Regions from separate parts of the Homo sapiens genome. Here all the other regions are linked to region 4. A link is a contact called in ENCODE Hi-C or POLR2A ChIA-PET data. All regions are on one chromosome and are shown on one strand. Each heading gives the region's core, a stretch centred on a gene start or an enhancer-like site at or near the end of the contact. The rest is flanking DNA. Distances are from core to core; before and after follow the strand shown. Region 1 holds the start of NENF (neudesin neurotrophic factor). Region 2 holds the start of ANGEL2 (angel homolog 2). Region 3 holds the start of ATF3 (activating transcription factor 3). Region 4 holds the start of RCOR3 (REST corepressor 3). Region 5 has its middle 13 kb from the start of LINC01740.

Region 1 (2,700 bases), core at 23-2,522, 1.2 Mb before region 4:
ATGTCTCCCTCCCTCGGTGTCCTCACTGACTCATGGTTCTAAATGGCCCCTTCACAAATGATGCCCAAACTGGCATCACTGACTAAGGGCCAGGTTTCTGATACCCCCATGCAATCCTAGTCCATATAAGGCCAATTAACTCAGGAATTAGCGAGACCAGGCCAGAGGGTTTTGAAAAACATCAGGCCTCTTCCTGCTCTACCACTAACAGGTGGCAGGCCTCAGTTTCCTTATGTGTAAAAGCAGGAGATGGGTTCCTGCCAGCTCTGAAATACTATGGTACTATGACCTCCCCCCAATGCCGTTCCCCCGCTCCACATCTAATATCAGCCCCCTGTTGGTCCTTGTCGTGCGGCTCCAGTCCCAACCAACCCAGGTGGGCAGGTGGTTGTGAGTTTTCTGGACGCCTCTAGACTATTGACGTGTGTGGGTGTGTGTGGGCGGGGGGGTCTCTATTGACGTGTGGCGGGGGGGTTGTGGGGGTCTCTAACCTCCAGTCCACCCTCTGCGCTCACTTCCAGCTTTGGCTGAGCCCCAGGGGTACATGACCTAAAAGTGGGTTTGAGGAGTCCGATGCAGAGGCCTGGGATACAGGGGCAGGAAAAGGAAGTGCAGGCAAAGACTGGCTTATCCCAGGACCTGTCTCAATTCCCACCTAACCCAGGGAGCAGGCTCTGCTTCCCTCCCTCCGTCCCCCGCCACTCCCCACTATGCGTGGGCACAGTAAACGCCTCGGCTGATGCTAACATGAAAACCAAAAAGTTCTGAGGTCTGTACGCAGATCATCAACGAAAAGGCGGCTAGAGGGGAAATCTCCCGGGGACCGAGGGAGAAGTTCAGGGTGGGGTGTGCGGGCAAAGCGGAGCGCTCCGACTGTTGAGGACTCGTCCTCACCCCTCGGCCATCCTTCGGGGCCTAGAGAGAGGAGGCCCCCCGCCGGCCCAGGGCGCCCGCCGCGGGCCGCGCGTCCCCCAGAGCTTCCTGGGCCGCCGGCGCCTCCTGGGTCCCCGCTCGGCTCGCCGCAGATCGGACGCCACCCCGGGTCCCTCGGCCCGCGACACCCCCGCCTACCTCCTCCCCGCCATAGCGGGCCAGCTCCTCCTCGGTGAAAAGCCGCACTGGGGGCCCCCGCTCGGCAGGGCGCGGTGTCTGCCCGGCCCGGGCTGTGGGCAGCCCCGGGGCCAGCGCCAGGACCAGGGCCAGCGCTGCCAGCGGCCGCAGCCGCCGCCGCGGCGCGGGGCCCACCATGGTGAGCGCGCAGCGCAAGGCAAGGCCGGGCCAGGGCGGCGGGGCCCTAGCACGCCCGCCCAGCGTCCCGGAGTCCCGCCCCGCGCCCAGAGCCTCCCCGAGGGCGGGGACCCGAGAACTCCCGCCCTTCGCGCGCCTCCTGCGCCCCGGGGTGGGGCTGGCCGGGCTACTCGGGCCACGCAGCTGGAACCTGGAAATTAGGATTGGAATCCTGAACTCCTAAATCCAAACTACAGACTGGAAGTTACCAAAAAATGTCACAGTGGTTCCTTGATCAGGTAGAAAGATGACAGAGCCCAACATACCAGAACCTAGAAAGGTATATTTCTAAAATAAGACCCCAACTGTCTTAATTCGCTTTTATTTTTGGCTGATTTTTTTTCTTCCTGGTTGTGTTTAAGTTTCTGGTTCCCAAGGAGATTTTTGCAAAGGGTAGGGTGCTGTTACCGATACGCCCTGAAATAATAATAGCTAACATTTGTGCCAAACTTTGCTCATTACTTTATGCAACAAATATTTTTGAGTACCTCCATGTACCAGGTCACTGGGGACTCACCACTGAACAAGACAGATCCACGCCCACGTGAAGCTTACATTGTGTGGGCAGATAGACAATAAGATGCTAAGTAGTATGTTAGATGGTGGTAAATACTAGGGAGAAAAAGTAGGGCAAAGAGATAGGGAGCACTGGGATGGACATTTTATTTTATTTTATTGTTATGTATTTATTTATTTTTGAGACGGAGTCTGTCGCCTACGCTGGAGTGCAGTGGCGCCATCTCGGCCCACTGCAACCTCCACCTTCCGGGTTCAAGTGATTCTCCTGCCTCAGCCACCAGAGTAGTTGGGATTACAGGCACCCACCACCACGCCTGGCTAATTTTTTTTTTTTTTAATTTTTAGTCGAGATGAGGTTTCACTATATGCTGGCCAGGCTGGTCTCGAACTCCTGGCCTCAAGTGAACCATCCACCTCATCCACCCAAAGTGCTGGGATTACAGGTGTGAGGAACGGTGCCCGGTTATGGGGATGGTCATTTTAAATAGGCAGGTTAGGGAAGGCCTCACTGAGAACAGGGTATTTGCATAAAAATCTACAGGAGGCGAAGGAGGCGGTCTAGAGGGAAGAGCACTTTGGTCAAAGGATCAGGTGCATAAATGCGGAGGAATGAGGATGCCCGGCTTGCTGGAGGATCAAGGGAAGGTAAGAGGGGTAGGTGAAGTCAGGAAGGAAGCGGGTAAGGGAGTGGGGGTGGATCTTGGGGGCTTCACAGGTTATTTTCAAGACTGGCTTTTACTTTCAAGACTGGAATAGAGGAATTAACAGAAAAAGGGTCTCATTCCAGACCCAAGAGCAGGTTCTTAGACGTCCACGGCAAAGAATCAGGGCAAGTCGCAGAGCATAGTAGTTAAAATAGTTCATTAGAAACTACTCCATTTCTAATAATAGTAC
Region 2 (2,700 bases), core at 162-2,661, 1.8 Mb before region 4:
TCAATGTTAATGAATCAACAATATATATTAAATAAGATGTCTTTAAGCGGAAACACACATACAACAAAACTATGTATTGATTAAGTTGATGAAAATGCGACCAGAGGCTTACAGGATCCTAATCCTGTATTTCCCTTAGGAGTAATGATTCAGTATTTACTAATTCAGTGTTTCCAGCAACTTTACAGAACCTAACTACTGCAAATAACAAGAATCAATTACATACTGAGGGAAAGGTTTTTTTCAAATACACTTTACTTCCTTTTATGCACCAGGGATAAGAAAAGCCTTCCCAAGAAATTACCACTGTTTCAAAGAGCCTATAAAAGCAGTGCTCCTGCCTTCTAGTATCCTTTTCCCCTCTACTCTCCACACTTTATTCTTTCTCGGTTTCTCTCTTCCTGTTTCTTGCAGGGTCTCCACTTAAATAATGTCTTTCAACAATCTACAGTCCTATAATACATTTAATAAAGGTGGACACACAAGACATACAAGTACTTTTTTTTTTTTTTTTTTTTTTTTTGAGACGGAGTCTCGCTCTGTCGCCCAGGCTGGAGTGCAGTGGCTCGATCTCTGCTCACTGCAAGCTCTGCCTCCCAGGTTCACGCCATTCTCCTGCCTCAGGCTCCCGAGTAGCTGGGACCACAGGCGCCCGCCACCACGCCCGGCTAATTCTTTGTATGTTTAGTAGAGACGGGGTTTCACCGTGTTAGCCAGGATGGTCTCGATCTCCTGACCTCGTGATCCGCCCGCCTTGGCCTCCCAGAGTGCTGGGATTACAGGCGTGAGCCACCGCGCCCGGCCCATACACGTACATTTTAAAGTGAGAGCTATGGCTGTGCTTCCGCAACATTAATTGCAAAATTCTGTGGTACCTCAGTTCCATGGGCACCCAGAGGATGCGTTGTTCAGCCTCAGCTGGGAATCTGCACTTTGGGCAATTAAAAATTTTCACTGCTCTGTTTATTTCTGCCGGGCGCGGTAGCTCACTCCTGTAATCCCAGCACTTTGGGAGGCCGAGGCGGGCGAATCACTTGAGGTCAGGAGTTCGAAACCAGCCTGGCCAACATGGTGCAACCCTGTCTCTACTAAAAATTCAAAAATTAGCCGGGTGTGGTGGCTCATGCCTGTAATCCCAGCTACTTGGCAGGCTGAGGCAGGAGAATCGCTTGAACCCGGGAGGTGGAGGTTGCAGTGAGCCGAGATCGTGCCATTGCACTACAGCCTGGGCGACAAGAGCGAAACTCCATCTCAAAAAAAAAAAAAGAAAGAAAGAAAGAAAAAGAAAAAAAAGAAAGTTTATTTCTGTTTCTTTAAGACGAAGTTCGGGTGTTTTGCCCTCTTCAGAAATGGTTGCACGCGCGTCCCACGCTCTGCGCATGCTCCTTGAGCAGAATTCCGGGTTAAGGCATTCAGGGACTCTGACTGCGCAAGATGGAGTGTAGGCCGGCCGGCGAGACTGCACCTCCCAGCATGCCTTGCAGCCAGGACTGGAGTCGGTACTTAAGAGTGATGGGGTTCCCTAGATACTTTAGGCCGTCGCATCGATTATAGAGATTGAGGTGGAACCCGGGGCCTGGGAACTGGACGCACGCGGAGGGCGAAGATGGAAGCCTGGCGCTGTGTGAGGAAGGGCTACGGCCACTGTGTGGTGGGAAGAGGCCGGTCAGTAGGGCTGGGTACTCGGAGGGAGGAGAGAGGGGCGGGCGGCCTGAAAGAGCGGGCGGGCGTCCGGGACTAACCCGGGGCGGGGCGGGGCGGGCTAGGGGTGGAAGGAAGAGGAAGAGGGTCTGGGCGATGGTGCATCCGGGACGAGCCTCCAGAGACCAAGCGGGATAGGTAAACCCGCCGCGCAGCTGGCGGGACGCTGGGCCAACGAGGTCTGGGGTCTTGGCGCGGAGTTCATGGGCCGCCGGCCAGGCTTGTGCCAGTGGCTTTGGATCCCTGGCCTGCTTCCCCCAACCCAGCCTCCAGACCAGCGCTGGCCTGCTCCACACACTCCGCAGCACCGTCCCGGGAACCGAGCGTCGGCGGGGAGGCCGCCTCTCCGCAGTAGGTCTCGGCGGGCCTGATCCCTTGGAGGCGCGTGTGTGGCACACGCCCAGGAGGGGCTTGATTTTTGTTGATGTGTTAGTGTCTTTCAAACTTTAGTCACTTGTATGTCATCCCTTACTGTTATGGCCAAGTTCTTGTTTCACGTGTATTATTTACTGGATATTTTTCTTTAAATTGACTCAGTTTTTTTTAAAAAGCACTTCAGTAGGTGCTGCCCACATTAGCTTCACCCTAAGCAGTGTCTGCAGAGTCTTGGATTTGATGTGCGATTATGTTTTTTCCTAATAAACTAACATAAGTATTTAGAAATTACAATCAAGTAATTTAACTGTGTACTCTGTGAAACCGACTCGTGTACCACCCACCACGCTTGGGAAACACAGCATGTATTATTACATAAGCGATGGGGATTTGGTTGTAACTCCCATAGGCCTGGGACTTGATGGTAATTCAGTTCAACAATGTTTCCTGAGTACCAGCTGTTTGCCAGGCACTGTGCTAGGCACTTGTGAAGATAACGGAATTAAAATGAATAAGACGGTTCTGTTCTGGCCCTGAAGGAGCTTAACATCTTAAGAGAAAAAAAAGTCTGAATAAATAACTGCAAATATAGATAATAGCTTTTGTAGTACAAGTATTATATTT
Region 3 (2,700 bases), core at 42-2,541, 1.3 Mb before region 4:
ACACTGGTGAATGACATTAGATAGAGACCCACCCCATTCAAGTCCCCTCACTGGCTCCTTTTCTCCCCACTACACCACTCCAAAATCTGAAAATCTCCAGACAGAAAGGACCTTAGTAGTTATCTGGTCCAACCACTGCATTGTGCCCTCCAACACGCAGAGGGGGCCGGTACTGCCCATGTGCCCTTATTTCCCGGCTCCGCATACTGAGGCCCAACGACATCGATTGCAGTGTAAGCGCTCAGAGTCCTGGCACTAGACCACAAAGCCATTCTCTCAAATATCTGCACAAGTGGCTCCACACCCTCGCTTCCCCGCCACGGTGGGTCTCCCGCGGACCCGCCGAAGGAAAAGCCAGAGTGAGAGTCCCAGGTGTGTGGGAGTCCCGGGCTCGGGGTCCGGACACCAGCCGTTGCCGGGAGCCCTCCCCGTCTTCCGCCCCGGGACAGCGCGACACCAGCGCTCGCCACTTCCAAGCTTATCCCAGCTAACTTTTTCTCGGGGTTGCCTTCACGGTCCTGCCGCCAGTGCTGCGGGGTACCCAGGGCGACCCCCAGCGGCCGCGCCCGGGACGCCTCCCGCCCTCTCGCCCCTTCCCCATTCATTCCTCTCGGCGCGTGGGGCAGCCCTCCCGCAAGCCTCCGGCCTTCGTGCCTCTCTGCGCCCCCCCCCCCCCACCCGGGAAGGATCGGCTCCCACAGTGCCGTGTCTCGAAGCGAGGGATGGAGCGGGACGGCGAGCGAGGCAGCCTCGGACACCCCAACGCACCCGCCCACCCACCTTACGCCCTCTCCCAGCCGGGCAAGCCAGCGCCGTCGGCGGAGAGAAGCGGCGCTCGAGGCTGGCGGCAGAGTGGACGCCCGACCTCCGTCACCAGGAACCTTTCGCGCCCCAAGTCAAAAGAGAAAGTTAGTTCTTTCGCTTTGCGGGAAACTTTTCGAAGCGCCGAGGAGCAGCGGTGGCTTAGAAGAAGTTTAAGCCAGAGTTATTTCCAAGCCGGAGGCTGGGGGCGCGGATCCGGGGTGGGTCAGGGGTCGGCGGACTGGTTACTTAGAGGGGCGCGAAGGGAATGAAGGCGAGCAGCCCTCGTCGCGCTCACTCCCTCGGCTTCCAGCGCTCACCTCCAGGCTCCGCTCGGGGCGGCCAGGGTCGGGACGGGGTCGGGCGGGCTGTTTGTCTGGCCGGCGGGCGAGCACCGAGGACTCACGGCCGGCGCGCGGGCTGAAGGGTGCGCTCGGGCGGCGGCGAGAGAAGAGAGCTGTGCAGTGCGCGCCTGGCTGCGTGCGACTGTGGCTTGGAGAGCGTTGCATCACCCCTTTTATAGCCCTCAGGCTGGCGGCGCGGTCGTTTACTCCGTGTTGCCAGTCCCAGGCTGACGTAATGCTATTAATAGCTTCCCGGGAGAACCGGCCGAACGGAGCGGAGGAAGGGGGGTGGAGGAGGGGCCAAGGCGGGGCCGAAGGCGGGTGGAGAGAGGGGGCACTGGTGATGCAAGTTCGGGGAGGAGCCAGCCCAGGCGCGTTCCCCCAGCCTCGCTCACTGAGACACACACCAGCCCGCCCTCTCTCTCCATATCAGGACCGGAGCCGCCCGGGATAGCCGCCAGATGTGCGTACTCGCTGCTGCGTGTTCCAGGCATGACCAATGGTGCCCAAGCCAGCGGCATGACTCCACCGCGCTGGCATCTGTCCCTCCGCTAGGTTGAAGAGCGGGGGGGGCGGGGAAGGTGGGGAGGCGGGTCCCGGCCCCAGCCCAGACTAGGTGAGGCTGGGAAGCGGGCACGACCTTTCTCTAAAATGCGTGGTCATTTTCTGGAGCTTCAGGAAAATACCCCCTCCCCCACTGGCCTCCTACTTCTCTAGCAGGGGCGGAGTAGGGGCAGAAGCGTTAGTCTGTGGTGTGGGGAAGGTGTCCAAAGTCACCCTTCGGTGTATCCACGCCGTTACCCGCCGGGTGTGACCTCTGCGGCGGGGACCGCGAGAAGCCCGCCGGTTAACACAAAAGCGGAGGGCAGCCCTCGGCTGGCACCGTGCGCCCGAGCCCGCAGCCCCGGACACTCCACATGGACGCACACGCAGGACAGCTCCGGGCTCCGAAACTAGGGCGAGTGGTAGGACCGTATCGGTTCGATTTTTTTTTTTTTACAATCACAAAGCGTTTGAAATTGACAAGAACATGTCAGTGAAACCAACAAGAGCGTGAAAAGATCGGAGTCCAGGAGGAATCAGAGGCAACCCGGTGGGAGGGTAGGAGGGGGCGGAAGCCAGCGGCCAGGAGGAGGGGGAAAGAGAAGGTGCTTTGGGGTCCGCGAACCTGCCCAGGCCTGGGGGTCGCCCCGCTCTCAGGCAATATTTAGGGAAAACCCATGTTCAGCTTTCACGTGTTCTTCTGCTCCCAGAGCCGATTGGACTGGGACCGGACGGCCCGGAATGGGGACGCAATGACCACAGGCGGAACCCGCAGCAGAAATCCCCTCTGCCCTCAAGCCAGGGTGGCGGGAAAGGCGGGGCCCCGTGGTCCGAGATTCGAGCTGAGACCTCAGCAGAACTGGGTTTGAACCTTAAAAACGATTTCCTGGTTCTTATTCCCCGACCCCAACAATTTCTGCTCAGAGAGCGGCAGAACCAAGGAACCTTCTTGACTGCCCGTGGATGACTATTTGTAGACACAAGTGTGGCCTGGGACTTTCGCACCTGCCTG
Region 4 (2,775 bases), core at 72-2,571:
CTAGCCAAAAAGAAAGAAAAGAGACAATCCCGGCTGCGCACAGGTCGGCAGGGCTCGCCCTTGGCTTCCCCGGCCGGTGACAGCCGCCCTGGCCTCTGCCACCCGCCCGACAGAGCGCGGCCCTCGGCGCCGGGGCGAGCGAGGTGGCAATTGACATTTGCACGGTTCGTCCATACAGTCCGCACGCCTGCTCCTCCAGCCCGCGGCCTCGGACCCTGGACTCCGCCAAGGGCCGTCTCCCTCTGCTCACCCCGACCCTGCCCCAGGCTCAAGGGCTAGGAAGGCGATGCCCCCAGCGGGCAAGTGGCCTCCGAAGGGAACCATGTTAACCTTGCAGTGCACACATCTGCCCACACGCCCAGTGTCACAGCCCGGCCAAGCCTGACAGCCTCCCCGCCACGGATGCCTGCCCAGCCCAACCCCGCATCCCCTCCCGGCCCCATGCCCGGACTCCTAGCCCGTCCACCCCAAACCAAGCCCAGGAAAGGGGATATGAGATTTTGCTTAAGCAAATATATCTACCTGGATCAAATTCAGGGATCCGAGCTTGGTATTCGGCTCCGACTCTCATCCCAACATCTGCAAAGCAATGCCAAAAAATATATATAAAAAATAAAAAAGAAGAAAAGAAAGAAAAAGGAAGAGACACTTAAAAAATAAAAATCGCTAGATGGAGGAAAGAAGCGGCGGGTGGATGGGAAGATATCAACTCGGGGCACTCCGGGAGATGGCAGCGGATTGGGGGCGGGGAGCGGGGGGGGGCAAAGGCGGAGGATTGGTCGAGGGCGGAGGGACGGGGGGTCGCGGGGGTGCTGCTGCACTGCACCGGGAGTTCGAGGCTACCGCAGCGCCCAGGCTCTGAGGGGAGGGAGGGCGGGAGAGCGGCGAGGGGAGGGGGCTGGGGGAGGGGAAGAGGGAGGGGGGCAGGCGGGCTGGCGGGGAGGAGTTCGAGGCTACCACCGTGCTCGTCGTCGCTGCTGCAGCCGCTCTCGGGCTCTGAGTAGTGCAGCCCGCCGTTGGTGGACGAGGCGCCGCTGCCGCCGCCGCCTGCCGGGCTCTTGGCGCTGCCGTTGGCCGATCGGTTCTTCCCCAGTAACTCGGGCCCTTTCTCCATCATGCCGGGCATGGTAGAACAGGGGAGGGGGAAAGGTGAGGGGAAGAGGCAGGCGTCAGGGTGAAGGCGGAGATGGCTTAGAGCGCGGGCGGGAGGGAAAGGAGGAGGAGGAGGAGACGGCGGCGGCGGCGGAGGAGGAGGAGGCTGTTAATATGGAGCCGCCATAACCGCCCCGCTCCGGCAGTAGCGCAGTCGCCTCACAACAACCCGCCCCGGCCCCGCCTCTCTCCCCTCCTCCCTCCGCCGCCGCCCGCCCCGCGCAGTCCCGGGCGCCCCTCGGCCGCACCGCGCTCTACGCCGCCGCCGGTATCACTCCGCTCCGCAGGGAGGTTCCGGCCGCCTGGGGGGAGGGGAAGGGGGGAGGGGCGGGGAAACCCCGCTCGCAGGCAGCCGGGCCACCCCAACCAAGCGCTAATAAAATCGCCACCGAGGCGTGGCCGCCGCTCGGGCTTTCTTCCTAGGGGGCGCTCCGGAGCGCGGGCGGGAGATGCACACGAGGGAGCGGGACTCTTTGCCCTCTCTGGGCGGAAGGAACGCGGTCACCCTGAGAAAGGACCGGCGCGACCCGACTGGGCGACCGGGGGGAGCGGCCCCCCCCCTCTGCGGACCGGGCTGCAGGCACGGGCCTGAGCGCGGCGTTCCTCAGATGTCTGGACCCGCAGGCCGCTCAGTTTCCCGGTGTCCGCTGGCAGCCTCGAGCTAGGGGCGCGCTCTGGCCCGCGGTGCAGTCGCGCAGTATAGCAGGGCGGCCTTGGGGCTCTGAGGCCCAACCGGCGAAAGAAGTAGACTCGGCCCTAACCATCTCGACGCTACAATTTTTGTTTCTGGATCTCTGAAGTAGGGCCCAGTTCCCGAGAGAGAGTCTGGGGATGACGGGATGAGTTTCCGGGGCTGAGCGATGCAACTGTTTTTTGCTGAAGCCCCTCTCCCCGATCCTAACCCTACTGTCTTATTCTTACCATCTTTCTTTCCTTTTTTTTCTTCTCTGTTTTAATAGCTGGGGAGTGAGTGCTGTGGAGTGAGGGGGAAATAAGATAAACATGAGACCTGGCCCAGTAGACGCGTTTTCAGTTCTTGCTGACCTGCGGTCTCCGCTTGGAGCGCTGGGGGAGAGGGCGGAGTCCCCCGGCAGAGGTGAAGCGAGAGCTGCTTTCTGGCAGCGTTTCCAGCCTGGAAGGAGTTGTGCTCTGTAATGCTTTTCTGAATTGCATTCGGCGAAAGGAGTAGGAAACTGCGTTTATTCCTTCACCAGATTTGAGGGCATCTGCTGCGTGCCAGGCTGCCTGGCATTGGGGGCTGTTTATGATTTTCTTTTCCTCTTTTTCTGATTTCTTCCCCCCCACTGACGAATAAGTAGAAATAAGTGAGGATTTAACTGTGAGCCTCTAGTATGCAGATGTATGCTGAGCGGTATTGGGGTTCAGCAGATACTCTCCAAACACTTGAAAATACTGTCTTGTAATAATTCTATTATGGGTCAATCCAGAGTGGATCAAACCAGAAATGAACGTCTCTGGCCAGAGCAAACCTTACTGAGAGAAATAATATATCTAACTCAGGAATTGAGCCAAGAAAACCCTGGGAAGTAAATATTTCTGAAGTGAAAAGTCTCCTGTGTGTGTACAAAACTATCTGGTTCTAGTAGTAGAGATAGTCTCATC
Region 5 (2,700 bases), core at 123-2,622, 1.3 Mb before region 4:
TGCTGTTCCGATAGGAAACTTTCTGTTGTTTTATGCTCGAGCGGGGACGATGAAAGAGGAGATAACCAAGTGTTTCTTCTGCACTTGGGCAGATCTGGTCGCTGGTAGGCCAGGTGAGGACTCTTTAAGTAGAAATGGCCTCTCGAGTTTCCAGAAAGGAAACACAGAGTCAAGGGTGGGTCTGGCAGGGCTGGGACGAAGGGGAGCCAAGTGGGGTGCCTAAGGTGTAAAACTGAAGGCGGCGCTCATGGTCAGGCCCTGCAAGCACAGGGTGGGCGCCTGATGCGATGCCTCCTCATACACCTTCTCATGGCTGGGCCCTGAGGCCGACCACCTCCATCTCTGGAGATCTGGTCTGGCGCCGGTTACCTGCTGAAAGGCACTGAGATTGTGTTCCAAGTGGAAAAGTTGGTTCCAGCGGACTCACATGCATAGAATAAGACACACATTTCACAGCCCACCTTCATCACCAAAACCATGGACTTCGGAGTCTGATGACCTGGGACTGACTTCCAGCTCGCCATTCATTAGCTGTGTGACCCAGGGAAACGCTTAATCGTGTGCCTCGATTTCCGTCCTCATCAGTAAAATGGGGAGGACTCAGAGAAGAGGACTAAACGACAAGGGGATGGAGGATCATGAAAACACCTGGCACAGAGCAAACCTCAGTAAATTGTGAGTTCCCTGTGAGGCCCTGATGTTGTTTACGATCACGTGTTGGCCAGGGATCCTGGCCTCTGGAAACTTCCATTGGCAACATTAGCACAGTAGGAGGGTTTGGAGATCAGTCCACGAATTTACCACCCAGCGAAATTAACTGGTTTCTAGTCACACCACTAATGACAGTTTAGACACAGTCAAAACGGTGATAAATGGACCTAGTTGGCCCAAGCTGATGGATTCATAAATAAATATTTAAACCACAGCCTTTCTCTGACAGCAGAGGCATCAGAGAGCAGAGACGCTATAAGCAAAGAGTTAAGGAGTCAAGGGCCATAGAAAACTCTTCCTGACACTTGGTTCAGGCTCAGAGGGCAACTGAGATGTCCATCTGGTTAACCAAAGAGGGCTTCCAGGAGGAGGTTCTGGGACTTCAAAGAGCCTCCAACTAGGCTCAGTTGTTCTTCCGTTTTCATCATCATCTCAACAGTCAACTCTCTTAAAGTATAACACGGTACAAGATGGGCTCTCAGTCTGCAGGTGAGTGAGTGGAGTCGTTTCCCCAGATGTTTCACGATCCCAGGCCTGGTCCCTTTAAGGCATCGAAACTCAGAACATTCTATCAGCTGCCTCGGCCTCCCCGTGGCGCGCTTACGTCACCCTTCGGGGAAGCGGCTGACGTCAGCGCGTTCTTGGCGAGTGGGGCGGGGCCGGTGACTCACCCGGACCGCGCCCCTTGCTCCCCGCCCCCGCCGGGCCGCGCGCACGTGAGCGCGCGCTGCGCGGGTTGCTAATTTTAGCTCCGGCGGCTTCCCTGGGGTCCCGTGAGGTGAAGGGGAGTGGAGGGGACGAGGCGGGCAAGGAGCGTGGCTCTCCTCGTTCCTTCCTGCCCCGCCGTGGGTTTTCCTCGAGGACCGGGCCCGGCCCGAGGGGTGGGGGCCCGCGGGCGACTCGAGGTGCTGGAACGCGGGCGCTTACCGAGGCGAGAACCTAGGGGGTCTCCCCGCGTGGAAACCCCGCCCCTCCCTCGGCCTTGGACACAGTCGGCGCTCAATAAATGAATCGAAGTTTCTTCCTGGACGGCGACCCTGGGCTTTCGGGAGAAAGCCAGAGGGGCAGGGTTCTGGAAGGTTCCCTGGCGGCTGGGGTGCGGTGCGGGCTGAAATCCGAGCAGGAGCTGGGCGCGGCCCTCGGGGACCGACTATGGGGGACGGCGCCGCGGGAGTGGGGCAAGTGCGGGCCTGGACCCTTGGGGCCACCGCGTCAGCAGTCGGCGGGGCCGTGGGAGGGACGGTGCCCGCCCGCTGTGAAGGGCGGTGGCCCTTCTAGGGTCAGGCCAAGCGCAGAGGCCTGAAGGTCACCGGGTGAGGAGCCAGCGCGGGTGCCTCAGAAGCCAAGCGCCCCGTCCCGAGCCCTGCGCGAACCAGTATGACCTTCCAGGAACCAGATGAGAGCTGCGTTTTCAAGAAGCAGTGCCAGACACCTTGGGAAATCGACACTCTCCTGTCCTTGGGTGGGGGTGGGGGTCCTGGAAAGAAGCTCCGTCAGCGTAAAGTGAACTCTTAGCTTTGACTTTGCAGAGGGATCCGTTGTGTCACAGTGACCCGCATTCCTGTCATTGGTGTGGTGTGTTTCACAGCCATTGCCTCCCTAGGTAGATTGTAAAACGGCGTTCGTAGAGCCTTTGACCTCATAATATTATGTTGGAAATTACACGATAGTAAACATAATGATAAATGGGGAATGTTAAATGGTAGTATGGGAACATTTTCTAATGGTTGCATCCTTAAAATTTTCTGTTTCAAGTTTTTAAAGGCTATAGCCTTAAAAAAAGCTGACTGTAGGAAAATGGTGGAAAGAGTCGTGGAATAAAGGTAGCTTTGGGGATTATGACGTGAATAAATGACAGAAATTAGTATGTGTCATTTTCCTTTGTTTTCCAAAAATACCACAATGTCCTTTGTAAATTGGAAGTTTTTCAGATGTGCATGTGGAAGCTGCAAGATTTTTAGGGCTTTATATCCATCTTAAAACTGGTTT

Evidence for each region. A loop is a pair of places that touch in the nucleus more often than their neighbours do. ChIA-PET counts read pairs that join two places held with the same protein, here RNA polymerase II (POLR2A). Pooled maps may share reads with other maps.
Region 1: a loop to region 4 is called in a map of naive thymus-derived CD4-positive, alpha-beta T cell, with 8 times the contacts of the local background. The contact joins the promoter of NENF here to the promoter of RCOR3 in region 4. A Hi-C loop is called at or near these places in 1 of 168 maps with a recorded cell type or tissue (naive thymus-derived CD4-positive, alpha-beta T cell) and 8 of 50 pooled maps. POLR2A ChIA-PET finds 5 or more read pairs at or near these places in 1 of 52 experiments (H1).
Region 2: a map of CD8-positive, alpha-beta T cell shows a loop between it and region 4 (27-fold over the local background). The contact joins the promoter of ANGEL2 here to the promoter of RCOR3 in region 4. A Hi-C loop is called at or near these places in 3 of 168 maps with a recorded cell type or tissue (CD8-positive, alpha-beta T cell and naive thymus-derived CD4-positive, alpha-beta T cell), 1 of 37 single-sample maps with no recorded cell type and 14 of 50 pooled maps.
Region 3: a loop to region 4 is called in a map of gastrocnemius medialis, with 11 times the contacts of the local background. The contact joins the promoter of ATF3 here to the promoter of RCOR3 in region 4. A Hi-C loop is called at or near these places in 2 of 168 maps with a recorded cell type or tissue (gastrocnemius medialis and naive thymus-derived CD4-positive, alpha-beta T cell) and 14 of 50 pooled maps.
Region 5: a loop to region 4 is called in a map of chondrocyte, with 5 times the contacts of the local background. The contact joins the enhancer-like site here to the promoter of RCOR3 in region 4. A Hi-C loop is called at or near these places in 1 of 168 maps with a recorded cell type or tissue (chondrocyte) and 10 of 50 pooled maps. POLR2A ChIA-PET finds 5 or more read pairs at or near these places in 1 of 52 experiments (activated B cell).

What each region holds. Positions count from the first base shown.
Region 1 is chr1:212,431,492-212,434,191 of GRCh38, reverse strand. NENF (neudesin neurotrophic factor) reads right to left here and starts at 1,272. Exons shown (of 4, transcript NM_013349.5): 1 at 1,072-1,272. The coding sequence starts at 1,248. It overlaps LOC105372906 (a long non-coding RNA gene), which reads left to right and starts at 1,375. Exons shown (of 3, transcript XR_922577.4): 1 at 1,375-1,567; 2 at 2,348-2,451. RefSeq lists an enhancer at 677-766 and a silencer at 927-1,486.
Region 2 is chr1:213,014,578-213,017,277 of GRCh38, reverse strand. It overlaps ANGEL2 (angel homolog 2), which reads left to right and starts at 1,411. Exons shown (of 9, transcript NM_144567.5): 1 at 1,411-1,665. The coding sequence starts at 1,607. RefSeq lists enhancers at 1,376-1,685, 1,398-1,985, 1,986-2,574.
Region 3 is chr1:212,607,352-212,610,051 of GRCh38, reverse strand. ATF3 (activating transcription factor 3) reads right to left here and starts at 1,291. Exons shown (of 4, transcript NM_001674.4): 1 at 1,122-1,291. RefSeq lists silencers at 470-649, 660-799, 1,420-1,629 and enhancers at 910-969, 708-1,665, 1,666-2,623.
Region 4 is chr1:211,257,912-211,260,686 of GRCh38, reverse strand. RCOR3 (REST corepressor 3) reads right to left here and starts at 1,321. Exons shown (of 12, transcript NM_001136223.3): 1 at 961-1,321; 2 at 523-579. The coding sequence starts at 1,126. It overlaps LOC105372902 (a long non-coding RNA gene), which reads left to right and starts at 1,495. Exons shown (of 2, transcript XR_922552.3): 1 at 1,495-1,951; 2 at 2,112-2,775. RefSeq lists silencers at 743-1,042, 1,113-1,902 and enhancers at 605-1,104, 1,607-2,108, 2,383-2,502.
Region 5 is chr1:212,557,708-212,560,407 of GRCh38, reverse strand. No RefSeq gene overlaps it. Among named protein-coding and RNA genes, the nearest start is that of LINC01740, 13 kb to the right of the region's middle. RefSeq lists enhancers at 1,032-1,171, 1,672-1,801, 1,181-1,918 and a silencer at 1,342-1,611. Within about 2 kb of position 1,372, at least 38 of the 41 ENCODE cell types and tissues checked have a DNase peak (open chromatin) inside an H3K27ac peak, as active enhancers do.